6 separate regions of the Homo sapiens genome follow, and all the other regions are linked to region 2. A link is a loop called in an ENCODE intact Hi-C map of the cell type or tissue named here. Cell type or tissue: HepG2. All regions are shown on one strand.

Region 1 (5,000 bases), 450 kb before region 2:
TGAATTATGAATTACTAATTTCTGTCTTCTCCTTTAGGGTGACTCTGGAGGACCACTGGTTAGTTCAGATGCTAGAGATATCTGGTACCTTGCTGGAATAGTGAGCTGGGGAGATGAATGTGCGAAACCCAACAAGCCTGGTGTTTATACTAGAGTTACGGCCTTGCGGGACTGGATTACTTCAAAAACTGGTATCTAAGAGAGAAAAGCCTCATGGAACAGATAACATTTTTTTTTGTTTTTTGGGTGTGGAGGCCATTTTTAGAGATACAGAATTGGAGAAGACTTGCAAAACAGCTAGATTTGACTGATCTCAATAAACTGTTTGCTTGATGCATGTATTTTCTTCCCAGCTCTGTTCCGCACATAAGCATCCTGCTTCTGCCAGATCAACTCTGTCATCTGTGAGCAATAGTTGAAACTTTATGTACATAGAGAAATAGATAATACAATATTACATTACAGCCTGTATTCATTTGTTCTCTAGAAGTTTTGTCAGAATTTTGACTTGTTGACATAAATTTGTAATGCATATATACAATTTGAAGCACTCCTTTTCTTCAGTTCCTCAGCTCCTCTCATTTCAGCAAATATCCATTTTCAAGGTGCAGAACAAGGAGTGAAAGAAAATATAAGAAGAAAAAAATCCCCTACATTTTATTGGCACAGAAAAGTATTAGGTGTTTTTCTTAGTGGAATATTAGAAATGATCATATTCATTATGAAAGGTCAAGCAAAGACAGCAGAATACCAATCACTTCATCATTTAGGAAGTATGGGAACTAAGTTAAGGAAATCCAGAAAGAAGCCAAGATATATCCTTATTTTCATTTCCAAACAACTACTATGATAAATGTGAAGAAGATTCTGTTTTTTTGTGACCTATAATAATTATACAAACTTCATGCAATGTACTTGTTCTAAGCAAATTAAAGCAAATATTTATTTAACATTGTTACTGAGGATGTCAACATATAACAATAAAATATAAATCACCCATTTGCTTGACATTATGATATGATAATCCACAAAGAAGGGGAAGATGGGAAAAATGTTACTAGTCAATTTATTGTAAATTTTTTTAAAATTTGAGGCTAGGATGAAAATTAATTTAATAACAATCAGCATGCTTATGTACTAAAATAATTGTGTTGTGGAATGGGAGGGAACGAAGAGTTCAAACAATTGACTGGAAAGGTTTTATTCATCTAAGACTTTCCCAAACAGCAAATCCTTGAAGGGAATGAGATCCAGGTGTTAGTGTACAGTCTAGTCATGCAACTGAACTGGGGCTCAGACCTCTATTTTGAGATGATTGTAGATATTTTTCTTCCCCTGCTGCTGTGTTTACAGTTCATACATGGTTAATGGTCCTGTTAGACTCCTCTTCGCTGAGATGGAAAGATACCATAGAGAAAATATCCTGGAAGCTGCCTCACTGCTGCATCTAGTGTGACACTGAATGGCTAACTGCCTGGATAACAAAACTGAAGAGTAAAAGCATGATATTGGCCACCTTCATGATTTTTAGTTTTGGTAAATTATTACTGAGCTGTTAGAGACACAGCTTTCAAGTAATCCAGACCGTAATGAAGTTAGGACTGGTACCATGATGTACGGCATGTTAATGGTGAGATTTCACCAAGTCTGTCCTCATTGCATATAGCTACTCATATAAGTTCTATATTGTACAATAATTACCCTGAAAACCAGTATTGCCACGAAAAATTTAAGTTTATTGATCTGAATAACACTGGAGTATGAACTGATAACATTTAGGCACTTGGCAAAAATATGAAAACTGACATGAATTGATAGTGCTAAATATTTTGCATAAGCTATTTTTGTTTCATTTAGCAAAATGCTCTGGGAAAAAACAAAATTGAGGAAAACCTTGAATTTTAAGCAAGGATATAAGTACCTTTAAAACTACTCTCAGTGTTCTGTTAAAAATGGATTCCTCTTGTTTCAGTGTATTCTGTAGTTGGGCCTCTAGGTGGCACCCACAAGCTGTAGGAAGCTATGGGGAAGCCTGACATCAAGAAGGATGTCTAGATCTGTAAGTAATAATGAGAACTGTACCTGAAATTAGAGTCTCGTGAAACCAAAAGAATACAGTTTTTCTTTGCAAATGGCGTTTAAAAATTAATTCGTGTTGATTTACATCATTATTCGTATTTTTCAAATTTCTGGACATTTGATTCCAAACTAAAATAAAATTTATGTTGCATGATTTGAGGAACTCCCTCTGCAAAAGCACCTGGAGCAATTTAAATTAAGAAGAAATTTTAAAAGCTTAATTTTGCAATGACATCTTATTCCTAAGAGAAATACTTTTGATATTTCCTTCTACAAAGGATTTGAGAAATAGAAGTTTGGGTCAAAGTGAAAATATGAGCGATAGTTCAAACTTTATGTACATAGAGAAATAGGTAATACATTTCTAAAATGGTAACTTCTTTTGAAAAGTAATTACCAAAGGGTTTTATCTGCATGTCTGTGTTAACTGTTTCATTGGAGATAGTTAAGAAGATGTGACGATAATATTTATTACTTTTTTCAAGAGGGCAGGCAGTTCCTCTTCTATATCTTCGATCTCTCTTCCTACAGCACTAGTAAAGTACTCTGTATATAACAGTCCTTCAATAAATGTTGTTGAATGACTCTTTTATTTTTACATTATGCAGAAAACATAGCTTTATTATTATTTACACATTGATTTTTAAAAGTAATCCCAGATTTTACACTGAGTGAATTAAGCCGGTTACTATTTATCTAAGCCTATAATCTCACCCGTAAGATAGAGATGATATTTGCTCAAATGATTGTTGTGGAAATAAAACTGTGAATGTTTAAAAAGTGCTTAGCACAGTTCTTGGAACATTAGTAGGTGTTCAAGAGACCATAGTAATAATAACTGTTGCTATAATGAAACTACACTCTTGTTTTAAAAAATATGGTATTTGATTATAACAGGCTGAATACCTTTTTTTTTTGAAATGACAAGATAATTAGACCAACAAAATGTGCTAGTTAAAAAAATTTCTGATTCTACAAAAAGTTTTACTGGGATAATTCCGAAACATATTTATCAAAGTGGTCTGTCAATGTGAGGGTTCATTCTAACTTTTGACTTCAATTTTAAAAAATGATAAACTTTATTAACCACCGAGTGGCTGGATTATATCAAGATCTATGGTGTAGTTCAAATGTCGCCTCTTCCCTGAAGCCTTTTTTTACTTCCTCAAGTGGATGTACTATACGTTTCTTCTGAACTTCCTTACCATTAATTTTTTTTATTTTCAGATAATCATTGATTCAGATACGGTTAAGATATAACTGTAAGATATAATTCACAGAGATTCTGTGTACCCTTTACTCAGTTTACCTCAATAGTAAGATCTTGCTTAGGTGTAGTATAATATTACAATGAAGAAGTTGACATTGAGACAATCCATTAACTTTATTAGGATGCAATCAATTATATATGTGTGTGTAGGTGTGTGTGTAATTAGTTCTATGTAATTTAATTACATATGTAGATTCATGTGATTACCAAGATACAGATAGTTTGTTCACAAGGCTACATCACGCTACCGACAGCCATCCAGCTCCCTCCCTAGGCCTGTGTCTAGTCTCTAATCCCTGGCAACCACTAATCTGCTCTCCATCTTTATAATTTTTATTGTTTCAAGAATGGTATATAAATATATTATACAATATGTAACTTTTTCAGGTTGGCTTTTTCGCTCAGTATAATTTTCTTGAGATCTGTCCAAGTTGTTGTGTGTGTCAGTAGTTAATTCTTTTTTTATTACTGAGTAGTATTACATGATAGGGCTGTACCTCAGTTTGTTAACTGTATACCCACTGAAGGGCATTTGGATTGTTCTCAGGTTTTGGCTATTACAAATAAAGCTGCTATGAAGATTTGTGTGTAAGCTTTTGTGTGGACATAAGTTTTATTTTTCTGAGATTTATGGCCTAGAGTATGCTGGGTCATACGGTAAGTACATGTTTAGATTTTTAAGAAACGGCCATATTCTTTTCACATGGCTCCTTACTACTTGTAAAACTCTCTGTACTTAGAATATCTACCTGTGTATTTCACATGTGCAGACAGATGTGATTTCAACAACTAGACTGTAAACTCCATGAGGGTGGGGACACTAACTGGTTCATTTTTATATCCTTCACAGTTCACAGGAAACTATAATATTGTTTATGGCAGTTGTTCTATAAAGATTTATTAAATAAAAATAAAGAGTAATAAAAGCAAACAAATAAATATACGTGAAATAAAAAAGAAGAAATGGCTTTGGGTAGAAAAGAATGAACAGTATTTCCTTCATGAAGGTATTACTGCTCAATTTCTGTAATTCTGCATGGACTCTACCATGGCACTTCCATGTATCTTATGTTGGTTGATATAAAGTCTGTTTTTCACCTTTCCACAGGGTACACAATCAAACATAGACTAAAGACATGGTTGATATGGAGAATCTTTATACCTGAATTTAGTTTCTGATACATGTTATATTTAAGAGTTTTCTGACACATCTGTATCAGCTTCTACTGTATTTGTGGAATGGATTCCAGTTTAGGAGCACAATCAATAAATATTTGTTGCTCTTACTTTTTATAACTATGATTCTATAATTTGTCCTAATGTAATTTTTATTATATAACTCAAGGTGGAGTGAAAGACAGAGACCTGTGAAATGTAATCAGAAGTTCTCTCTTAATTGTCTCTAACACATTAATCAGTACCTCTTTGGCGTAGATGTAGTCAGCTTAAATTTTACAATCACTGTACTCACTGCCTTGCATATACCCCTCACCTGCTTGTTCTCTTGCTCCACCACTCTGTGACACTTGCTTTTTACTATGATCCTGGTAAAATTTAACTCTCCACTTACTGTTTTTAAAAACTAATTAATTTCCCCCAATTTTATTAAAGTATAATTGGCTAATAAAAATTGTATATAGTTACAGTGTAA
Region 2 (5,000 bases):
CTGAGGCTGTCTAATTTGTAAAAGAAAAAGGTTTTTATTTGGCTCACAATTCTTCATGGTATACAAGAGGCATGGCACCAACATCTGTGTCTGGTGAAGACCTCTGGTTTCCTCCACTCATTGAAGAAGATGTTGGGAGCCAGCAAGTGCAGGGATCAGATAATGAGAGATATGCAAGAGAAAGAAGGTGGATGTTCCTGGCTCTTTTTAATAATTATCTCTCCTGGGACCTAATAGAGTGAGAACGAACTCACCCATTTCCCCAGGGAGAGCATTAATGTACTCATAAGGAATCTACCCTCATGACCCTAACACTTCCCATCAAGCCCCACCTCCAATATTGGTGATCAAATTTCAACACAGGATTTTGTAGGGTCAAGCAAACCATATCTAAACTATAGTACTCATTAAACTTATTCCTTTATATTTTTGGTTTAAATTGAGAGACCTGCTACTTTTCTTTTCACTGGAACATTTAGAAGTCATTGTATGTTATATTACTGTGTCTCAGGGAATAGGGAGGCCTAAGAAGAAGTGGGATGGGGAAACGAATCAGCGGAGCAGTTAGTACATGCACAACATTTATAATTAAGTTTGCTGTCTTATATTGTAACACATCAAGGTGCCCCCAAGCTAATAAACGTGTAACCATCAAGGAACACTGATCCCAGATCACCGTAACAGATATAACAATGAAAAATTTGAAAAAGCATGATAAATGCCAATATGTGATAGAGTCAAAAGTACACACTTGCTGTTGGAAATATTACGCCAAATTGATTAGCTTGACTCAAGGTTTTCAAAAACCTTTAATTTGTAAATTGCAATTTTTGTGAAGGACAATAAAGCAATGTATAATAAAATGAAATACACCTGTGCGTAAGCACTTATGGAAATAAATCCTTGAATTGAAATTGACTGATATCCCTTTTCCTATAGTTGTTTGAATATATACTCTTGATTTAGACTCACAATAGATAATTCTATAAAATATATAATAATCAATAATTTAGTAAGTTGGAGCTACATAATAAATATAGTTATTAAATGAATTTCTTATATATCAAGCTGCTCCATGATTTTTAAAGAATTGTTGGGGAATTTCTGAATGCATGGCCAGAACCCACTTTTGTTTATTGGAAAATGCTCTTTCACCCCTTTGATAACACTTTTGTTTTATTTTAAATTTCAATCTTGTCAGGGGGCTTTTACTATAATCCTATTTTACCAAAATTTGCCAGTGACCTCTATATAGCTGTACCCCTTTAAATTAATATCTGAATGTAGACTTGAGGCCAAGAGATTTGTATTGTTTACCTAGATCCATAAAGCCTGGTAGGCTATCTGCAGCTAGGCACAGCTTACTGAATGGAAAATTATTTAAAGCAAATCAATACATGTAAATTCAAATCATGTCTAAGGCTAAGGACATTTGAACTGGGATCCTCTGAATATTAGTTCTGTGAAACAGTCTATGCATAAGAATTCGTTGGAATACATTAAACAATATTTTAGTGTCGAATATAATTGTACCTTTTTTCATGTTTCTACATAATTCTCAAACATATTTGGATAAAAACATGTCTTGCATTGACCAGCTCTGATCACAACTATATGAAAATTGCAAAGCAAAACAACTTTTTATCAGTAAAGCAAGGAAATAAAAATAAGTCAAGTAGGTGTATATCAGTAAAGTAAAAATTCTACTATCTTATGCCCCACAAGACCGTAAGTCTTTTAACTTTTTATAATATTTTTTCAAGTTTTTGTGAAGTAATCACCTAAGAAATTAAAGAATTCTAGAAAATGTTCAATTTAATGACTCTTGAAAAATTAATTCAAAGAAGACCTTCTGAAGATTTTCTTAAATACATGATGAGAGAGAAAATAATGATTAGCATTTTATTTCAATAGAAATTCTATAAAATTCAGACTAACAATCAGTGATTCTCAAAAATATGTGATGTTGATTTGCGCTATTTGGAGGAAATACAAAATATAATCTCTTAGTTATTGATGATCATTTTTAAGTATATTACTGGTATTAAGAAAGTAGGTTATCTTACGCTTAGAACAAATACACTTTCTTTATGAAAAACAGCTACAACATTTTCTAAAAAAACTCATTGACCTGCATATATATGTCATAGACAATGTATGACAATTTTTAAAAATATTTCTTTTGATAACTAAATTAAAAATAAAACAAAAGTGTCTTACCTAATGCCTTACTATAAAACTCTTCCCAAAAATGATAGTCGTAATCCTGAATCCAGAAGTGGAACAAAACTGAAAGCATTGAATTTTTTACTCTTTCCAGAAAGGTCATTCTGTCTGTTAGTCCTGTCATAGGCACAGGTACATAGGAAAGTGGAGCTGGAAGTTTCCCACAGCTTCGCTCCATATTGCCTCCTACAGAAATTCTAAGTGTGAGCACAAAAGGGACTGCAAGCAACTCAGCCATCAGGTCTCCACAGGGAATCACAGGGTCTATAAGCATTACATCGTAGTTGGTTTCCTGTAGCTTCTTCATAAGCGTCTGATTGTAGATAAAGCTCTCACACATCATTTTTAAAGTTCCTCTTATTTCAACAAAAAAATCATTTAATTTTATAACTGATTGCCAGGTTGATAAGCCTGGCAAGACATTCAGAGCTAGGTCAACAAATATTTCATTTTCTTCTGTTCTGTCCTGTGGCATATGGACCACCTCAAATTTCAATGCAGAAGGCTTCCTGTAGTCAATTAACGAAGGCTTTGAGTGAGTCAATACTGTTACCTCATGGCCTCTCACTATGAGCTCTTCTAGAATGACCTTGACATTAAGCCAATGGCTCATGTCACAGGGCCACACCAGGACTTTCCCACAGAATCCACAGCCAACACAGAAGAGCTGCAGGAGCAGAAATACCAAAGCTGACTTGTCAGACCTCATGATGGCAGTTCCCTCACACACTGATCTGCAATGGTTTTGTAGTTACTAAGCAAGGAGTTGAAATGACAATATAAGCACAGAAGTTAAAAATTAATATTTTAAGAGTAAAGTTCACTGGTGGTTGCCAGTTTAACATGTACTGAAGGTATCAAAAAAATGCAATGTATCAGGGAAAAGTTGTTCCAACCCTCTAGAACTTAGAAATAAAATACATAAATATACTTTTATTACCTGGATTGATGATAAAGAAAAAAATTTTTCAAGTCTTTAGATTTAATAATTCATGTGCAGAAACATGCACACAATCACACTTACATTCATTCCACACTAAGTCCAAGGCATCAGATGGTTTAGGACAGCACATGTTTCACATCCCTTGCTCACAAGGACAATACAAAGGTTTACTGAGAATATACTTAGAGAGTTTGGGTAACTATTTTGACTAATTTTATATAATAAGTACAAAGTGTTCAGTATTTCAGAGGGGAAAATGCACAATTGCTTTAATATGAAATAATAAAAGCTTTAATAAGGCATTTGACTTAGGAGGTGAGATGAAAGCTTTGATAGGATTTACTGTTGCCAAAGGAAGCATTTCACAATCGATAGAAGCATACAAAAGTATAGGATATTTGAAAATCATTCCAGTGAGTAGTGGTCACAGAGAAAGTTCAGAGCAGGACGTTACAGAAGAAAGTTAGTTTGAAATTGGAGAACATAATTTTAAATAAAAAATTATGAGTTTGAATCATAATTTATAGGCAAATAATTATTTACTCAAGTTTTAAAGGATAGTCACAAGATCAACCTTTTCTTTAGCAAGAAACTCTTGCATCTCAACACAGAGTGGTATGTAAAGGTAAGAGTTTAAAACAGGGAAAACGATAAAAATTATATATTAGTTACTGAGACATGTCAACCTAATAGAATGAAACATAAATTGTTAATAGTTAAATGCAAGAAATTAATTTAAAATTTGAATTTACTGATAATATCTGAGATAGGAAAAAATGTGTAGGAGAAAAGACATGGTTGTGGTTTCTGTCTTAATAAGCAGAAGTTTGATAATGACATTAGGTAAAATATTATGCACAAAACTTAGAGCAGTTTTCAGAATCAATATCATCTAACTGGGTTATTTTTCCTGTAGTTACTGTTCAAATTTTCAACAACTGTATGTAGATGTGAACAAAAAATAAAATTTTAGGAATCCCCAACCATCTAAACGGACCCTTACTCTCAGCAAAGAGCATTTCAAAGTTAATCTCAAAAACTAGTTGAGGCAATGATGAGAAGTGGGGTGGTGGGATAGGATATGCCTCATTATACCCTCCCCCCTTTCTGAATTCAGGAAAAACTCACTAGCACTACCATCAACGCAGACTTTAAAACCAATAGAACAGACTCACTAATTTTGATAAGAAACATTTACAATCTATTCTCTCTGAAGCCTGTTGCTTGACAGCTTTATCTGCATGATAACACCTTGGTATTAACAGCCCTTTATCTTAACCCAGACATTCTTGTCTGTTAATTCTATAACTTAGACAACAATATAACTCAACCAATTGCCAATAGAAAATCCTTGAATTTGCCTATGACCTGGAAGCCCCACTCCCAGTTGTCCTGCCTATCCAGACCAAGTCAATATATAACCTACATGTATGGATTGATGTCTAATGTCACTCTAAATTGCATTAAAACTGTGTAGCCTGAGCACCATGATGACATGTTCTTAGGGTCTCTGGAGGGATAAATCACAGGCCATTACTGACTCATATTTGGCTCAGAATAAACCTCTTTAAATATTTTAAAGTGTTCGACTCTTTTCATCAATAACAACTTGACACTTGAACATGTGGGGCCTCAGACAAAACTCAGGACACCATAAAACTTGCCTGAACTTGAAGCTAAGGTAGCAACAGAGGCCCACTGAATGCCTCTCCAATTTTGAGCTTCTTCTCCAGTGGAACTGGTATGTCCTCTTGAGTCCTGGATCTCCTTTCGGTATATAGTCCTTGATTTATTCTGAACATTTTTTCTTTTTTTTCTCCTTGGAGGTTGT
Region 3 (5,000 bases), 290 kb before region 2:
TGTTATTTAAAACCTGTGAGAGGAAATTACACCTGAACAAAGAGATTTTTATTCTGACCATAAAGAATGTGACTGTATGTAATAAAATGCCAACTACTATAGTGCATTCTTTTTATACTAAGACTGGAAAATAAATATAAAGTAGTTAAATTTGATTTGTTTTTTAGTTTTCCAATAATAAATGCTAAATATGTTTGTTTTATGTTGAACTATTATCACTCCAATTTGCTGTTACTAATATATTCACTGTTTGTTCTCCAGAATCTTACCAAGAAGGTCATTCTGGGGTAACCACTTGTACAGTCGAGTATTGGAACCTAAAGTATTTGGCTTCTTGCCATCAAATCTCCATAGAACCTGTTAGGGCAAGGAAAATATCTTGTTCAATGAATAGAACTCTAAAAACATAGCATGTTAGAATTCTGAAGAGATTAATAATCAGTTAGTTAATCCATATAAAAGATGAAGAAATAAGAAGAAGTGATGTCAAGTAATGAGAACTACTAAAAGTTTGAGGTAAGTTGAATACCCACGTTTAATGTCGTTACTTTTATAATCAATTTTGTATATAAAGAAATAATGACATTTCTAACATAATAGCTAGACACATGAGATTGTGAAAGGAAAATAAATCTTGGCAACCCAAACTCTATGCTAAAGGGAAAAGTTAAGCTGCTTAGGGCAAACCTACCTCCCATTCTATTCAAAGTCAGCCCTTGACTCACTGAGATAAATGAATATCAAATTGCCTCATTTCGAGAGGCTAATCAGAAACTCAAAGGAATTCAGCTATTTGTCTCTCATCTACCTATGACCTGGAAGCCCCTTCCATGCTTCAAGTTGCTCTGCCTTTGTTTCTAGCTGTCTCCCATTTCTGGACCGAACAAATGTTCATCTTATATATGTTGATTGATGTCTCATGTATCCCTAAAATGTATAAAACCAAACTGTCCCCCCACCACCTTGGACACATGTCATCAGGACCTCCTGAGGCTGTGTCATGGGTGCACATTTTCAACCTTGGCAAAATAAACTTTCTAAATTATCTGAGAACTGTCTCATATATTCAGGGTTCATATTTTGGTAACCATGAAGAGATTCTGAGTGGAGGTTCCCTGACCTTTGATAAATGTCCTATCAGTGCTTGGTACCAGCATGAGCTAAATTTATGGCTCAAACAAAGAAGACAATTGGCTGAGGTCTGGGAGCAACCCCTCCAGAGAATCTCTGATACCCCAAAATTCAGACAAGATCTGAAGTTTATTTTGCTGTACAACTCCTTTTTGTTTTTTTTGGAGTTTTACTTGCTTCCTACAAGAAAGGCAAGATTTCCTGTTTCCATGACAATGGAAGGCAGGTAACTCTATGGAGTTTGAGCTCGCTCCCAGGAGGGAGGATGAATTTGAGGTTTCTTTCCTGATTCTAGGATGGCAGAGGGCAGTTTTGGCCTGAAACCCATCCGTAGGTAAACAGCTGAATTGCGGTTTTGTCTTGGTTAATGTTTAACAACTAGCTGGACTTAATTTCTCCTTACCATTACAGTGCTTAGTGATCACATTTCTGGGATTTTTTTTTTTTTTTGTACATTCCAGTATTTCTCCCATCAGATTTGATGAACTTTACCTGACTTGATCAAATCTGAGTGAGAATTCCAAATTGTGGGTAACAAAGCCTGTCTAATTTGGCTAAAATTCTTTGCAGACGCAAAAGAGAAAACAAAACAAAACAAAACAAAACCTAAAAACCATGCTCTTGGTTTCTGTGTTTGCTTCCTGTCTTTAAAAAAACAAATGTTCTTTTGTTTACTTTTCCTCCACCCTATACCTCCTTTTGCCTTTTGCCATTTGCAGTATGAAAAATCTAGAGAAGGCTTCTAATGACTTGAACTCTTTTAAAGAATTCAGAACAAAGGCACCACTCACCCCTTTAGGGGTGTCTGTTTTCTTTGTGGAGTTCCAAGAGTTGTGGGCAGATTTTTTTCTCAGTCCAAAGCTCTGTTTTCCTATGTTGAATGACCTGATCTCTTTGGCTTTGAGATTACCACAGATTACCTTGTACTGTGAGAGGATTTTACCTTGGCATGTGTAATGGCAGACGAGTTACAAAGTAGGGGGTGGCTGAGTACAGTTTACTGGAAGTAGTATTGACTGTTGCTATTTTTTTCCTCCTAGGAAGTTGTTGTTTAAGAATCCTAATTCTAGTTTGGAGATGTGTTGTAAAGGGTCTCCTCTATTGTTTTTATTCCCCAAATTAATCTCATTTGGCTTGTCTGTGTGGATTTGTGTGAGAAACTGAACTGTGGTTTACATAGGAAAATGAGAGACTGAGTTTTCTCAGCTCCAAAGTGAAAGGGCATCTGCTCCTCCCAGGCAAAAGGCACCCCTAAGCAACTGGGGGCCTTGTGGGAGTGTCTTGGGGTTGACCCCCTGTGACATGGAGTGGCCCTGCAGGGAAATCCCCAATAAAAATTAACTTTTAAAAAAAGGCTAGTCCAGGAAACACATATGAGGGCAGATCACCCAGCATTTTGAGCCCTCTCAGAGGTCATACACCTCTGGAGAGAGAAACTGAGACATGTAAGAGGGTGGAAACAACTCAGTGGTGACACACTGTGGAGTACTGCCCACAAGCAGCACACATTGATTCACCACACATAAACCCTAGGCCACAGCTCAGTTCCTCCTTTTAGGAAAAAAAGTGGGAAACAAATAATCTAAGAATGATGAGAAAACAAGAAGAATGACCCCCTGATATCACTTGGTAGGTTTTATGACACCTCTACTTGGCAGAGTTTATGTAAAATGAAGGTAATACGGTCTTTGTGCACATATACATTAAGAACCCTAGGTTGTCCTGCAAGCTATAGAGTTCCTAAGTTCTCTCTTTTTAAAAAAAATTCTTTTCTTCTTGCTTTAAATTTGCTTTTATTTTTCTATTAAGATAAAAACCACACTATGGATTCAACAGGTTTTTGTCTGCAAGCTGGTCAATTTTTTTTATCTCATGGCTAAAGTTCTGAAGTAAAAGCCATAGAATCTTTTGTGTGTGTGTACATGTGTTTGCATATATTTAAAAGGCCATTATAATTTCTATAATTTTATGTTTAATAGGCAATTGAATCCATTTTATTTTCCTTCCAGCACACCAAATTTTTTGTCTCTGTACCTTATGATGTAAATTTTGCTATTTAATTTTCACTTGGTTTCTTTTAATATGCAAATGTAAGACTATTTAGCTTACAACTGCCTATGGTGATCAAGTATTCATACAGATTACCTATTGAAACAGGTTATCAAGAATTTGGAAGTCTAATATGGCAAAATGTAGTTTTCATAAATCTATAAGATGTACTTCTATTGGCATGCTTAATGTGTGTATGTATTTATGTGTTTTGTACACAGTGTTTTATTACTGAAAATATATAAAAGAGCTCTAATTAATTGGCTTAAGAAAATAAAAGTGCTTGAATTAAATACTTTGCCAGAAAAAAAAGACTAGTCAAATGCTTTTTCAAGTTTATGTAACTTCAATAAAATCTTTTATAAATAAGATAACTTTACAATTATTGCTAAAGTATGATAATATTAGAAATGTCTTAAGAATTTCCAGCATATATTTTTGTTTGCATTTATTAATCAAGCAATTTCATACTTATTGTTGCCAAATACTTTAAGGTGTCAAAATTTGACATAAGGGTTACAAAACTGTAAACCAAGCCCAAAACAGAATGATCTTTGCTTGTGTAATTTTTTAATAAATAAGACATTGATATTGGTTTAATGAAAATAGCCACATCTTGAATTAAGTAAGATTATCATAACTTCTAACCCTGTGGCCTTAAGCAATCTAGTCCACAGGCAGTAAGGTTTGTTTTGGGAAAAAACTGTTATCATTTTTATTTCAAAGCTAAACCATAAAGGGTGTGAAATGGCAACACTATCCTTCAACTCATTTTCAACTCATATAAGTTTTTTTCCTCAAGTTCTGTTTGTTGTGGCATAATGCTAACAGTGCTTTCTAAAAGCTATTCAGCTCCTCAAGGTCCAGGGACTATCACAGAAGAGGTGGGTGTGTGAGATTTTAAGAACTGATACTGAGAGATAAGTTAGTTTATTTACAAATTAATCATTAATGTCAAAGACACACTAATGCAAGACCAACATATGGGCCCCTGTGTCAGATTAACAAGGTTTTCTGGAAGCATAAACTGACTTCTTAATAAAGATTATAAAGGTTATGAAAGGCTGAGGAAAGTTATATCTTATGGTCAAGATTAGAATTTTATAGATTGTTCATAAAATTTTGAAAAACAAAGTTATTTGGCTTCATGCTATTTTATTAGGGCTTATTGTTTGGCAAATTGAGTCTCCTCTCTCAAAGAATGAAGATTTTTGCCTTTTTTTGAAATCCTTGAGTTACCACATTAGTCAAATGAATGATTTATCTTACCTGTGATATTAAGTGTTTTAAACCTTTGATATTTGAGAAATTTTCCAAACAAATTATAAATTATGATTTTTTCTGACCTAAGTAATCCTTTAATTTATTAGTTTCCCTAACATCCAAAAATGACATAATTTGGTTTATTTTGTATAAAAATTATACAGGAAACATTGTCAAATATGAAATGGTGTTTGGTCTTTTTGAGCTGTATTTATATAAGTATGTTATTGTTATGTGTTCCAAAATTATGGGAAACTCCTATAATTCTGATATGACTTAGTGTGTACGTTATCAGTAACAATTATATGTGTTAAGTTATTGTGTGCCACAGAGGTAACAAATTTCCTTGTCCATTGTGTCTTTGACTGAGTCTGCCCTAAAACTTTTTGTCCTCCACAGACAATTGTTGTCTTACTTTGGTCCTCTTTAGAAGGCGATTTTATACTCAGCCATAAAATTCTAACAGGTGCTCTTGAAAAAAAGTTTTTGATAATTTTGGAGATTGTGACATTAGAATGGAAGAAAAACTTTCAGGACTCATGGAGAACTAAAATGTT
Region 4 (5,000 bases), 69 kb after region 2:
AGTCATTTCTACTGAAACTTTGAAGCCAACAAAATAAAACCAACGAAAGTATGTTTACCTTAGGTAGGGGTTTGGCAGGTTTGCAGTGGAGTCCTCCAACAAAATCAACGTTTGGTAAGAATGGATGAGGAAATTTAAAATTCCAGGAGTTTCGCATAAGCCATATGTCAGCTTTTCCCATTGTCTCAGATAAGGTAGTGGGTCTTCCTGATATGAATAAAGAAAAGAAAAAGTGGATGACATAAGATAATTACTTTATGTAATTTTCTGAAAGGAGTTAGAATAATGTAGGCAAAAATGTAGGTAAAGTTTGTATGCTTTGAAAAATATATACATATAGGAATAATTTATTTTTTATGTATTCTATATTTTGCCCATGTTTATTTATAAGAAAGGCAAAGTGGTGGGAGAATTGTGAGGTTAAGCTACATCTCTAATGTCATGTCAGTATACTCACAATTATTAAAATAAGTCATAGAGAATTAAACATCAATTTATTTTCTCTTTAAAACTTTAATAGTAGCCTCTAGATATTTAAAAAAATCTTTGAGCTCCATAATCAATTAATTCTACTGTAACCATAAAAAAATTTTCTAACTAATAGTCTAGTTTACACAAATCATTAAGCTAATCCTTTTATCTTTGGTTCTTCAAGTTAACCGTGGACTATTTTGAGTATGGCTGAAATCATTGTACCAACTACTCATTTGGATTCAAGCTAACTTCTTAATAATATTAAGTAAAGATATTTATAAATTATAGCTAGAAATTTTTGAGAAATTATTGAAACAAATCTGTACTCAACCTTAATCTGTCTCATATTTTTAAATAAAGAGACACAGTTTCAAATAAACTATATAGATAAGACAACTTTCACACTTCAACGAGATGATTGGACTTTAAATAAATGATTTCCAATTCTTTAGTGAAGGAGTATAGAAACATTTGAAACTTCAAATTACCCTCATTGATTTTTGCATCTGAGATATAGACATTATCTCTCTCTACTGTGAAGACAACCTCCTGATAACATGGGAACATCTTTTAATTTCTAAATAAGACAACTGAGGTTTACAAGGAAAATTTTTTGCAGTTATATAGATAGTTGTAGAAAGATGTGTAATTACTCATTCTAAATCTATGCATTTGGTTAGATGTTACTTGATGGATCTTGCTGTTTTTAAGGTCTGAAACATTCTATGATAAAACAGATGTGTAATTGCTTAAAGTCTTAGGTGTACTAATATATAGGTATATGATTTCCTGGGGTGTTGTGTATGAGTGATGGTCACAGCATTTTCACTGACCCTATAATTTAAGCTTTTCTATAATATTTGTGAGATTGATAGACCATCTTGTATTTTCATTTCATAAATTCACTTACCAAAAACTCCACTTCCTTGACTTTATGGCTTTGTACAAGTTCTGCTTCAAAGACACAAAGAAGTTAGAGCTTCATGTTACTGATTGAAAAAATTCTTACCTAAAACTTCACTGTAAAAGTGATCCCACTTCTTCATATCAAATATTTGGTACCAAAAGTCAAAATAAAGCACATAGAGCACATTTTTTACCCTCTCCATGAAAGTCATTTGATCACTTAATTTTGACATAACAACAGGTACGTAGGAAGGAGGGAAAATAAATCCTCCACTGTGCCTTTCAAATGAGTAGCCAGGAGTGAAGCTGTGACTGTACACAAAGGGTATGTTAAATAGCGCAGCCAGCAGCTCACCACAGGGTAAATAAGCATCTGCAAAAACGATGTCAAATCTTGACTCTTGTAGTTTTTTCATAAGTTTCTTATTTGAAACTACATCTTTACAGAAGTTTCTAATTATGTTATTATATGCCCACATGATTTCTTGTTCTTGTGAAAAATATAACCAAAATGTATCTTTTGGAATGTTGCATCGTGATATTCTCCAACTCAGTTTTAGTTAAAGATGTAGGATAAACTTCGAGTTTAAGAGTGGATGAGTCATTGGGATCAAAAAGAATGGAAGCTGAAGATGCCAGTACAGTCACCTCATGACCTCTCTGAACAAGTTCTTTCAGGATTGTCTTCATATTCATCCAAGGGCTGTACTCTGCGGCCCACACCAGCACCTTTCCACAACTCCCAGAGCTAAAGTAACAACTGAGTTGTATCAGCAGAAGAACTGAAGTTTGAGTTCCTTTCAGAGCCATCCTGGTGCAATGTGATAATTCTTTTCCAGTCACTGTTTCTTTCTCATACTTATATACAGAGAAAAATCAATCAAGTTAAAACATAACTCCTTCAATTCAAAGTAAATACATTATATGAGCATCCTGAGTACATGGATGGCAAGGAGACAAAGTTCGATTACTTCATATTTACTCAAGAATGTTTGATGTTTCTTTTATGTTTATATTTGCTGTCATCCACCTAAGTTTAATGACCTTGCAAGTATCCTGTTTTATATAATGTATTTTGTAATAGTGTCAAGAACAGTGGCAAGTGAGAGAGTCCTGCAGGCCCCTTGACACAGAATAAGAGATGAAGTAATTATACAATGCAAATAGAATTTTTGAATATCGTGGTTCAAGGAATATCTTGTAAAACTTTGTTGAAGTATAATTCACTTACCATATGATTCATCAATTATTATATAAAATTAAATATTTCCAAGTAAGTTCACAGACTTGTGCATCCAACATAACAATCAGTTTTATCTAAAAAAAGTCCTGTATATTAAATATCATCTCCCCACCTGAATTTCTGCATCCACCCTGCACTGGGCAACCAATAATCTAATTTCTGCCTCTACAAATATGCTTATTCAGGATCTTTTTAAAAATAAATGAAACTATATAATATGTGGTCTTTTGTGGCTGGCTTCTTCTATTTAGTTTAATGTTTTTAAAGGACCATCCATAGAATAGTGTATATAAGGATTTCATTTTTATTTCCAAATAGTATCAGATGCTACTTATAACCACAAATTATTTATTCATTCATCAGTGGATGGACATTGATTTTCTTGCACTTTTGGCCATTATGCATAGCGTTGATATTTTTATTGCCAAATAGTATCAGATGCTACTTATAAACACAATTTATTTATTCATTTATCAGTGGATGGACATTGATTTTCTTCCACTTTTGGCCGTTATGAATAGCATTGATTAACATTGATGTACATGCTTTCTTTGGGCATGTTTTTATTTTTCTTGGGTATATGTCTAGAAAGGCAATTATTGAATTGTGTGGTAAATATATGTGTAACCTTTTGAGGAATTGCTGGACTTTTTCACAGTGGGTGAATAATTTTCTATTCTCAACCAACAATGTTTGAGGGTTTCAGTGTCTCCACCAACTTGCCAAACCTTGTCTTTCAAATAACAAAAAAGGTTATTTTTTATTTTAATTCATAAACACACTCTAACAGACACAAAGAAAGGAAAGTTTCCTTCCACATATTGGAGGAAAAGTGAATAAATTAAACACTAACTTACCTAATACTTCACTGTAAAACTGATTCCACTTCTTTTTGTTAAAAGTCTCAAATGCAAAGTCAAAATGAAGAAAATGGAAAAGATTTTTCACCTTTCTATAAATGTATTTTGGTACTAAGTTCTGATATGACAACAGTTACATCAGAAGGAGGTAATGAAAGTCTTCCACAGAGTTCTTGGTACATACTGCCAGTTGTAAATGGATGATAGTAGACCAAATGTATAAGAAATGTTTAACAGATTAAGCTGTTCAGATAGCAGCTCACTAATGAGAAATGACATCTGCAAGAATGACATAAATTCTGGAATCTTGTTGTTCCTTGTAAGTTTCTTGTTCAAAACAGCATACTCACAGAGCTTTTGAACAGTATCAGAACATTCATAATATGTGTTTTTTGCATCTTTGAATCATATGCCAACAATGTACTCTTTGGGAACTTGTATGTCCACATCTTGATCAATTTCATAAAAATGAAATCAAGTTCATTCTCAGTAAAAGATGTGGGATAAACCTCAAATTTAACAGCAAATTGTTGGAATCAATGAGGATGGAAGCTGAAGGTGACAAGCACAGTTACCTCATGGTGTTTCTGAGCAAGTTCATCAAGTATCATTATTAAATTGATATAAAGACTGTATTTCACTGGCCACACCAGCACATTCTCATGGGACTCAGAGCTGGAATACAACGGTCAGCATAAGAAACAAAAAAGCCCATTTCTTAGACAACTGTTAAAATGCTATCTTTCTTTATAACTTTCCCTAACTTGGTACATATCAATGTCAATCAATGTCATAATGATTTAAGTGTTGACAATAGAGGTTTTGGAAAGCAAGAGAATAAAGAAAAGGATGAATGATTTTGTGTTTGTATGTGTGAATAATAAATTTCAGTCTTATTGTAAATGTGGCTGTCTCCAGAACAAGAGATAATTTAGTTGTATATAAAGAGTTTCTAGTATAAGAAAGCATCATTCTGTCAACAATGAGGCAGTGATGTGATCTATTCTTATTTATCTAAACATTCTCAAATAGACCATCTTCATTTTCTCTATATAGTTTCACACTTATTATATTAGCTTCATTTCATGTTCCTTGACATTGTTTTTCTGACAGTAGAAATTCCTTTTATTTTTATCCAAACAGATATGTTTTAAGTACAATTACAGTTACTTTGCTTCATTTGAAAATATTTTGTCTAAATCACAATATTTTCCTTTTCTGAATATTTGCAACATTGCTTAGTTTCTCAGTCTTAGAAAGTATTTATCTTCTAAACGCCTACTACTGAACTTGTTTCACAGATTGCCTTGTAATTCAGGTAAGTTCTACTTTAAAAAGTCTCACCAGAAATTTACATCAAAGTAGAATTAGGAAGGAAAAGATGCATGTCACAAAATAGAGAAATTTGTTTTTATTCTATTAATAATCTGTTAACCTGAAATGAAGTAAATCTTTCTTAAAAGGATTTTTGAACACAGTTTGTGAGCAAATATTGCCAGCAGAGTGGCAATATTGCT
Region 5 (5,000 bases), 220 kb after region 2:
GGTTGCTTATTTGAGATGTTTCATCATTTGTAATATGGTTATTTTTTGCTATAACGTTTTCTCATACTACAAATTTTTGCTGTATGCATAATTTTTGATTCCTTCTTCGCATCCTTTTTTCTATCTTTTATGTGTATTCTTTGTGTTTAGAATGAGGATTACATGAAGCATTTTAAAATTATAACAAACTATTTTAGATGAAATGAAAAAACTTTAAAGATTAAAATTTTACTTCAATCACATATAAAACTTTGTCCCTTTACATCACTCATCCCCACTTAATATTCTTAATATCACTGAAGATATCTTCTTATATTGTTATTAATTTATGTACACTTATAGCTATTTTATGCTTTTGTTTTTTAAGTTGCATATCAGAACTAAAAGTAATTTATGCACCAACGTTAACTACAGAACTCCATATTTGATTATATATTTTCCTTTACTAGTGAAATATTTATTTTTGTGTGCTTTTGCTTAGCATACTTTTTTTTTTTGAGATAGAATTTCACTCTTTTTGCCCAGGCTAGAGTGCAATGGTGCAATCTTGGCTCACTGTAACCTCCACCTCCCAGGTTGAAGTGATTCTCCTGCCTCAGCATCCCAGGTAGCTGGGATTAAAGGTGCTTGCCACCATGCCCAGCTAATTTTGTATTTTTAGTAGAGACAGGATTTCACCACATTGGCCAGGATTGTCTCGAACTCCTGACCTCAGGTGATCTGCCCACCTCAGCCTGTAAAAGTGCTGGGATTACAGGCATGAGACACGGCGCCTGACCTGCCCAGCATACTTTCATTTCAATCTGAAGGACTCCTTTTAATATTTCTTCTAAGTCTAGCGTTGATTATATCCCTCATCATTTTTTTTTTCTAAATCTGGGAAAGTTTCATTCCTCTATGATTTTTGAAGGACAAATTTGCCAGATGTTATTCTCATTTGAAAAACTTTTTTTTTTAATTTCCTTGCAGCATTTTGAATATATTATCTCACTTACTTTTGGTTTGCATGATTTTTGCTGAGAATCTTGTTGATAATCTTATGGGAGTTTCTTTACATGTGGTAAGTCCCTTTTTTCTTGCTGCTTTCAAGATTTTCTTTTTGCTTATGACTTCTGAAACATTACCTTGTACATTGTTGCAGACTTCTTTGGATTATTCTCATTTGAACTTCACTGAGTTCTTGAATTTGTATGCCTATTATGCTCTGCAAAATTGGTAATTCTTTGTTCACTATTTCTCTCAAATATAATCTCTGCCCCAATATTTTACTCTTTTTTTACTAGGACTCTTATAATGCTTTATTGGTTAGCTTGATGGTGTATTTTAAGTTGTTTAGGCTGACTTCACTTTTTTATTGTGAATTTTTTCTTTAAATTTTTGCTCCCCTTCCTGAATAATTTCAAATAACCTATGTTCTTAAGTGTGTATTTTTTTTTATCTGTTTGATAAAGTCTTCTTGTGTTCTCCTCTAGTGAATGCTAAAAGTTCAGTTATTGTATTCTTCAGCTCCAGAATTTTTGCTTGGTTCTTTTTTTATAGAGTTTTACCTTTTCGTTAATGTTTTCATTTTTATAGGCACTATTTTTATTATTTTATATAGTTGTGTTCTCTCTTTGCTAATTGAGTATTTTAAAATGATAATTATGAATAATTTGACAAATAATTCATAGATCTTCATTTCCTTGAGGTTATTTTCTAGAAGTTTATTTTGGTCCCTTCATTGGGCCATGGTTTAGTGGTGTGTGTGTTTGTGTGTGTGTGTGGGGGGGGGGGTGTATGTATGCCTTGCTGCCTTGTGTTCTTTTGCTGCAATTTGGATATTTGAAAAAATAGCTGCATCTCCCATTATTTACTACTTAGCTTGATACAAAAGACTGTCTTCACCAGTCAGCCCAGCTAGAGATTCTGCAGGTCTCTCAAACCTTTTCTGGGAATGTGTCTTCTCTCAGCTTCTGTATGTAATTACCCAGATAAACTTTTTTTTTTTCTATTTCATCTTTAGGAGTTTGTAGTCTTTTGCTCCCTCTGCTGTCATTCTGTGGTAGGGCAGCCTTTTTAACACTGCCACTCGTGGTTTTGTTCTCAGTAGATCACAGGCATCCAAATTCTGCTAGTTCCTGTGATTTCTTTGAGTTAGGTGTCAGAAACTAGCCCCTTGTGCAGCCCCTCCAAAAACTAGAACATTAAAACACACTTTACTCTTCTCTTTCTTTCCTGTGGGAGAAGGTATGGCTAGGGAATTTTCTCCTAACTGTGCCATGCTGTACTGGCTGTACTCTATAGTGAGCCAATTCTGTGAAATTTCTTAGCAATTTCAATGAAGTTCTTCTTGGCTTTGCTCTTGCCTGGGGTGCTGAAATCTTTGAAATTGTTTCTGGAGTATTTTCATAAAGGCAATTTGGTATATATATATATATATATATTTGTTAAGTCCATTTCTCTGTGAAGAGGAAAGGAACACGGCTTTCCTATTCTGCCAACATCAGTCTCCCTCCACCTACACACCACATATCACTTTCAAAGGATATGTACTGACAACAAGGCAATACACTCTTATGTTCTATATTAGGTAATGAGACTATAGGCACTTATTTAAGTACTTTATACTATTTTGTCAGTTTGTAATATTTCATGTAATTTAAAAAGACTAGAAGATATGCCAAGAAATTCTTGCAATTAGAAAAAATAAAAATGGCATAGTTTTGGTGATGACATAATAATCCATTAGGCCATTATTTGATTTTAATTATAATAATTTATATAGAAATTTATATTCGTATTAATAAATGGGGTTATAATTTGATTTAAGTGTCTTCAGACCATGCTCAACCTAATGTGAACATGCTCCAAAGGTTTAGTTATAGCTGAGTAGTCTGGAATTTAAAATTTCTCTTTTTTTATAGAAACATCTTATATAAATGTATGGCTAACTGGCAAGATTCCAAAATACTAATATGTAAGTACTGACTAAGTATAAAAACAACAGAGCTGAAATATTAGTAGATAAAATGTATACATAAAATCATTAAATGTATAGTAGTCTTTAAAATCATTTAGAGGAAATCAGATGAGAAATTGATGAAGAAGTAGCAATAAGTAATATGGAAAATCTGCTTGTGGTGTTCAGGTCTATGATCGCAACCATTCTTGTGTAATTTATTTTGTTTCTTACATTGAGAAGTTGACTAAAGGCCTATAATGGCAGGGTGTCACAGAGAGTTGAGCCCATTAATATACATTTCAATAATAATACTTGTCCCATGAATCTATTAAGTATTAAATTAATTTATGATAGTCATATAACATGATTTCTGGTAAATTCACTGTAAGAAATCATATATAATAGTACACTAATGTAGCCTTATTAGAACATTTGTACATAAAAAAACAAATAATAATGATAATTTAAAACTTATTTCCTTTTGAGGAAAGCAAAACTTGAAGATAAAGCAAAATAGATTTTAAGGAGATAATTGCTGCTTATAAATAGAATGGATAAAACACGCAGAACAAAATATGAAGTGGAAGAAAAGAGCAAGACACTCATAATGCAAAAATACTTCCCTCCACAAGTTGTTTATGAAAAGAGATACCACGTATACTCATTCGCGGACTGGTGAATAGGTGACACTGTTGAGATAGATTAAAATAATATGAAAAGAGATTGTGACTAAATTCATGTACACCTGTCATGGAAACAAGAAGTGCCACCATTTTGTGAAGTATTAACACATTGGAATAACTCTTTTTTTTTTTTTTTTTTTTTTAGTTTTCCACTACTTTGATGGAAACTGTATGTAGATTTGATATACACAGACAGCTTGTATTTAATTTAGATAATAACTAATGGAATGACTGATAATTAATTAAATATCAATGAAAATAATAACTTCGTTCACTGTTTATCTAGACCTTAACCTAGTGTTTCCAATGTACTGCACATTGGAATCTGCTGGAGATCTTTATAAAACACAAAATCTGGCTCTTAATTCCAAAATCTGTTTTCATTGATATTCAAAATGGGCATCATTCTTGTCAAAAGCTCCCAAGACTGTGTCAATACACAGCAAAATTTGGAACAGCTGCCTTTATTTGATATGCAAAAAACACATATTTTCTATATATATAGGAGAAATGCAAATTTTTCTGCCTTCCCTTCTGATAACATATGAAAACATGACCCTTTCATTAAAAATATTCTTTCTCTCGCCTCCTTTCAATGATTCCCATGGGTTTTAGAACTCTATCCTTTCAGTTCCCTGTTAAAAAAGCAGAGTATCCCTGGACAATGTTGTGAGGGCAGCATAGGTGATCAGGAGAAAACATACCAAAGGCCAATGAGATTCTGATTCCAGTTATCTCAAAAGACAATGCCAAATTGAAGGCCAAGGAAAGTCTTATGAGAAACCATTACTGAGAAGCATAAAGTCTTCTATGCTACAGGTGGTCAGCTTCAGAGACCAAAGGGAGCCTCACAGTGTATGCAGGCTCGGCTGTCTGGATGGCCTCCCACCTTCACAGCATCTTAGCCAATCACTGCATTTAATTAAAGAGAATAGACAGCCTTAGAACAAATACAAACAGTTCTCTCGAGATTACAATAAAATGACAAGCATCATAGTACAAATCAGTATTAATTATTAAAAAAATTTTAAAGACATACCATATAAATTATTGTGCATTCTAAATATATACACATAATGGGGACAGGCTCATGCCTGTAATCCCAGCACTTTGGGAGGCCAAGGTGGGCGAATCACGAGGTCAGGAGTTCGAGACCAGCCTGACCAACGTGATGAAACCCTGTCTCTACTGAAAAAATTAGCCAGGCATGGTGGCATGCACCTGTAATCTCAGCTACTCAGAAGGCTGAGGTGGGAGAATCGCTTGAACCTGGAAGGCAGAGGTTGCCATGAGCCGAGATCTCATCACTGCACTCCAGCCTGGATGACAGAGCGGGACTCTGTCTTAAAAAAAAAAAAAAAAAAAATTTATATACA
Region 6 (5,000 bases), 150 kb after region 2:
CTTAATTTAAAAACACTTAATTGCTAAAAAGTGCTAATGATCATCTGAGTCTTCAGTCAGTGCAACTTTTGTTGATGAAGATTCTCATATCAATGTTGATGGTTGCTAACTCATTTTGGTGGTGGCCGCTAGTACTTAGCATGGCTGTGGCAATTTCTTAAAAATAAGACAACAATGGCATTTGCCACATACATTAACCCACCCTTTCACAAAAGATATTTTTAGCATGCAATGCTGTCAGATAGCATTTTACCCATAGAAGATCTTCTTTCAAAATTGGAATTAATCCTCTCAAACTCTAACGCTGCTTTATAAAGTAAGTTTAAGTAATATTCTAAATCTCCTGTTGTCATTCAACAATGTTCATAACATCTTCACCAGGAGTAGATTCCATCTCAGGAAACAAGTTTCTTTGCCCCTCCAAAAGTAGTAACTCCTCACTTATTTGTTTTATCATGAGATTTCATCAATTCTGTTACATCATTAAGTTCCACTTCTAATTATAGTTATCTTTCTAGTTTTATTATATTTGCAGTTACTTATTCCATTAAAGTTTTGTTATAGGACCAACAGTTTCATATGCTTACTGTCCAATAATAGTCCAATTACACTGAGACGTCAGATTTGGCAGCAAAGAAGGAGTTTAATAATTGCAGGGCACTGAGCAAGGAGATAAGAAGAGAACCCTAAATCCAGCTCCTCAAGGAGTTCTGGGTTGGAGGTTTTAAGGAGATCATAGATGGTGATAGGCTGGAAAATTTGGGTAATTGATTAGTCAGGGTAATAGGGTAAAGTCATCAGAACAAGAAACTACATTATTTGCTGAGTCAGTTCCTTGTGGGGTCCTCTAGATCAGCTGGCATCAGTGAAGTCTTTCAGATCAGCTGACATCAGTGAGATCCTTCAGACCAGCCGAGTCAGTAGTTTTAGCAGTATGCTGGACCTGAAGGAATACCTCAAAAGGAAAGTTGATCATTTCATAATGTTTAAGTTAATATTTATAGAAGGATTAAGAGGAACTATAGTCTTGTAACAGGGTCTGCATAATTCTAGGACAACAGCCAAATAACTGTGAGGAAGTGAGTCGGAGAACAAGCTAACCTAATGATTAATGCTGAATGTACTACAAGCTTGGTTTACTTTTCTCTTTTTCTTTCTTTATCTTTGATTACTTTAACAAAGTTTAAAAAGATAGTGTCATCTTGAAACTCTCAATATCTTACATGATGGTTGTAAGAATCAACATGTATACGCTATATCATAAATGAACCTTTAAAATATTATGTTACATAAAAGAAGCCAGTCACAAAATACCACATATTGTATGATTCTATGCATTAAAAATTGTCCAGAATAGGCAAATCTATAGAGATAGAAATTCAATTAGCAATTACCTAGGACAGGGGAAATGCAGAAACTAGGGGTGGAGAGAAAAAGGCTAAGGACTATAGGGCTTATTTTGGGGAGATAAAAGGGCTCTCCAACTGATTGTTATGGTAGATGCACAATTCTGTGAATATACTATGAAACATTAAATTTTACACAATAATTGATAAATAGTATGATATTTAAATTACATGTCAACAAAGTTTACAAAAATATGTGGACCATGTTTAGTCATTTAATCTTTAGTTTTGTGTCAAATGGACTGCAGAAACAAGATCTGTCACTGCTACTGTTCTGGACACTCTTCTAAAATATATTGCATAAGACAGATGGCATGTCCATACAAGATCCTTGATATTAGCTGAAGGATAGCACTCATAAACATAAAAGGGAAATTAATCACATCTGTGTGAACAGATCATTTACCTTCATTTGTCTCTTTGCCATCCACATGCTCAGACTGTTGATTTAATGATATTGTATGTACTTTGACTTATAAGGGTTACATTTTAACTTCTTGGCTAATTTATCTTTGGACATAACCATGAGAAATGACAGAAAGGAACAGCAACTGGAAAACAAGCATTGCATTGCACCAGGATGTCTGTGAAATGGACTTCAGTAATTTTGCTAATACAACTGAGCTTTTGCTTTAGCTCTGGGAATTGTGGAAAGGTGCTGGTGTGGGCAGCAGAATACAGCCATTGGATGAATATAAAGACAATCCTGGATGAGCTTATTCAGAGAGGTCATGAGGTGACTGTACTGGCATCTTCAGCTTCCATTCTTTTTGATCCCAACAACTCATCCGCTCTTAAAATTGAAATTTATCCCACATCTTTAACTAAAACTGAGTTGGAGAATTTCATCATGCAACAGATTAAGAGATGGTCAGACCTTCCAAAAGATACATTTTGGTTATATTTTTCACAAGTACAGGAAATCATGTCAATATTTGGTGACATAACTAGAAAGTTCTGTAAAGATGTAGTTTCAAATAAGAAATTTATGAAAAAAGTACAAGAGTCAAGATTTGACGTCATTTTTGCAGATGCTATTTTTCCCTGTAGTGAGCTGCTGGCTGAGCTATTTAACATACCCTTTGTGTACAGTCTCAGCTTCTCTCCTGGCTACACTTTTGAAAAGCATAGTGGAGGATTTATTTTCCCTCCTTCCTACGTACCTGTTGTTATGTCAGAATTAACTGATCAAATGACTTTCATGGAGAGGGTAAAAAATATGATCTATGTGCTTTACTTTGACTTTTGGTTCGAAATATTTGACATGAAGAAGTGGGATCAGTTTTATAGTGAAGTTCTAGGTAAGTATTTTTTTCAATCAGTAACATGAAGCTCTAACTTATTTGTGTCTTTGAAGCAGAGCTTATATAAAGCCATAAAGTCAGGGTAGTGGGGTTTTGGTAAGTGAATTTATAAAACAAAAATACAAGATGATCTATTAATCTCACAAATATTATAGAAAAGCTTAAATTACAGGGTCAGTTAAAACCCTGTGGCCATCACTCACACAGAACACCCCAGGAAATCATAAACCTATACATTAGTGCATCTAAGACTTTAAGCAATTACACATCTGTTTTACTATACATTGTTTTACATCTTAAAAACAGTAAAATCCATCAAATAACTTCTTACTGAATGCATAGATTTAGAATGAGTAGTTACACATTTTTCTACAACTATCTATATAACTGCAGAAATTGTTTTTTCTTGTAAACTTGTTTTCTTATTTAGAAATCAAAAGATGTTCCCATATTACCAGAAGGTTTCCTTCACAGTAAAGAGAGATAATGTCTATACCTCAGATGCAAAAATCAATAAGGGCAATTTGAAGTTTCTAATGTTTCTATACTCTTTCACGAAAGAATTGGAAATCATTAATTTAAAGTCCAATCATCTTGTTGAAGTGTGAAGGTTGTTATATCTACATAGTTTTTTGAAACTATGTCTCTTTATTAGAACATATGAGACAAATTAAGGTTGAGTACAAATTTTTATTTCAATAATTTCTCAAAAATTTCTAGCTATAATGTACAAATATATTTACTTAAAAATATTATTAAGATCTTAGCTTGAATCTAAAAGAGTAGTTGGTACAAGGATTTCAGCCATACTCTCAACATAGTCCACAGTTCACTTGAACCAAAGATAAAAGAATTAGCTTAATGAGTTGTGTAAACTAGACTATTTCTTAGAAAATTATTTTTATGGGTAGAGTAGAATTAATTGATTATGGAGCTCAAAGAGTTGTTTAAATGTCCGTATGCTACTATTGAAGCTTTAAGAGAAAAGAAATTTTCTGTTTAACTTTCTATGGCTCATTTTAATAATTGTTTATGATTATGAGCATACTGATGCGACATTAGAGATGTAGCTTAACCTCACAATTCTCCTACTACTTTGTCTTTCTTATAAATACACATGGGCAAAATATGTAATACATAAAATTAAATTATATCTATATATGAATATGTGTATATATTTTTCAAAGCACAGATATTTGCCTACATTTTTGCCTACATTATTCTAACCCCTTTCAGAAATTTACCTAAAGTAATTATCTTGTGTCATCCACCTTTTTTTTTTCTATTCCTGTCAGGAAGACCCACTACATTATCTGAGACAATGGGGAAAGCTGACGTATGGCTTATTCGAAACTCCTGGAATTTTCAGTTTCCATATCCACTCTTACCAAATGTTGATTTTGTTGGAGGACTCCACTGCAAACCTGCCAAACCCCTGCCTAAGGTAAACATACTTTTGTTGGTTTTATTTTGTTGGCTTTGAATTTTCAGTAGAAATGATTCTATAGTCTTCTTTCAGAGTGTTTGACTTACACTGAAAGAAAGATGGGAAATGGGTGGGGTAAAGCAGATACCAATTAGAAACTCATGTGCACGTTAATACCATCACACGTATATGAGTTTTATGAGTATTACAAATAGAGAGGAATACTAAGGAGACTTTGAAAATAGGGTTGGTTAAATTAAAGTCTTCATTATGCAATACCTAAGAAGGTATTGGTCATCCAATCAAATAATATTTACAAAGGGATTAGCACAAAACACAGGTAAGTGCAGAATTTTCAGAGAAAAAAATAGACACAGTTTCTGTCCCCACATACCTTACATTCTACTTCAAAAGATAGAATATGTGCAAGTAATAAAAATTATATAAAAACTATTATCTGAAGGAAAAACGCAATACCAAGAAAGCATCAGTGGAGATAATAGAAAGTATCCTGCAGTCACTGATTAGTAAGATGAGAGCTGAACAATATGCAGGAATAGGTAAAAGAATGACGGGGAGAGACAGACAAAAAAAAAAAAAAAAAAAAAGAAGCAGGTAAAGTGGTCAGGACAGTTCTCAAGTCCTCAAGTTTAGTTTGCAGGGAGAGACTAAGACTCGGATGATGGTGAGAGGCAAATTAGAGCCAGATACGTATTAGGAGTTGAAATATTTATTAAGCACATTGAAAAACTACTAAAAAGATTAAGAAATAAAAATATATGAAAAGATTCTCTTTTTAAAGGAGAGCTTTCAAGATATTCAATGGATTAAATTGCAGGAGGGCCAGACTGTAAAGAGCCAACC

What was found. Peaks named below come from ENCODE experiments on the same cell type or tissue, not always from the same donor. Only the 100,000 strongest peaks of a DNase experiment are listed, where the experiment ranks them.
Region 1: a loop joins it to region 2, with 16 times the contacts of the local background. A loop is called at or near these places in 3 of 110 quality-filtered maps.
Region 3: it touches region 2 in a loop (8-fold over the local background); 3 of 110 quality-filtered maps call a loop at or near these places.
Region 4: a loop joins it to region 2, with 10 times the contacts of the local background. A loop is called at or near these places in 3 of 110 quality-filtered maps.
Region 5: it touches region 2 in a loop (3-fold over the local background); 2 of 110 quality-filtered maps call a loop at or near these places.
Region 6: it touches region 2 in a loop (12-fold over the local background); 3 of 110 quality-filtered maps call a loop at or near these places.

Annotation. Positions count from the first base shown.
Region 1 is chr4:68,496,606-68,501,605 of GRCh38, forward strand. It overlaps TMPRSS11E (transmembrane serine protease 11E), which reads left to right. Exons shown (of 10, transcript NM_014058.4): 10 at 38-999. The coding sequence ends at 199. Among named protein-coding and RNA genes, the nearest start is that of TMPRSS11E, 52 kb to the left of the region's middle. In HepG2, a CTCF peak has its summit at 1,999 (motif pointing right); a DNase peak (open chromatin) is centred at 2,006.
Region 2 is chr4:68,948,826-68,953,825 of GRCh38, forward strand. It overlaps UGT2A3 (UDP glucuronosyltransferase family 2 member A3), which reads right to left and starts at 2,979. Exons shown (of 6, transcript NM_024743.4): 1 at 2,221-2,979. The coding sequence starts at 2,935. In HepG2, no CTCF peak of the experiment used is centred here; DNase peaks (open chromatin) are centred at 2,456, 2,866 and 3,516; H3K4me3 peaks cover 2,718 bases.
Region 3 is chr4:68,654,826-68,659,825 of GRCh38, forward strand. It overlaps UGT2B15 (UDP glucuronosyltransferase family 2 member B15), which reads right to left. Exons shown (of 6, transcript NM_001076.4): 4 at 270-357. Among named protein-coding and RNA genes, the nearest start is that of UGT2B15, 13 kb to the right of the region's middle. In HepG2, no CTCF peak of the experiment used is centred here; DNase peaks (open chromatin) are centred at 1,486, 1,976 and 4,056; H3K4me3 peaks cover 754 bases.
Region 4 is chr4:69,018,181-69,023,180 of GRCh38, forward strand. It overlaps the pseudogene UGT2B27P and the pseudogene LOC100422020. Among named protein-coding and RNA genes, the nearest start is that of UGT2A3, 69 kb to the left of the region's middle. In HepG2, no CTCF peak of the experiment used is centred here; DNase peaks (open chromatin) are centred at 1,701 and 2,411; H3K4me3 peaks cover 676 bases.
Region 5 is chr4:69,168,670-69,173,669 of GRCh38, forward strand. No RefSeq gene overlaps it. Among named protein-coding and RNA genes, the nearest start is that of UGT2B11, 44 kb to the right of the region's middle. In HepG2, a CTCF peak has its summit at 2,019 (motif pointing left); a DNase peak (open chromatin) is centred at 2,002.
Region 6 is chr4:69,094,535-69,099,534 of GRCh38, forward strand. UGT2B7 (UDP glucuronosyltransferase family 2 member B7) reads left to right here and starts at 1,940. Exons shown (of 6, transcript NM_001074.4): 1 at 1,940-2,707; 2 at 4,006-4,154. The coding sequence starts at 1,987. RefSeq lists an enhancer at 3,906-4,282. In HepG2, no CTCF peak of the experiment used is centred here; DNase peaks (open chromatin) are centred at 1,047, 1,927 and 4,117.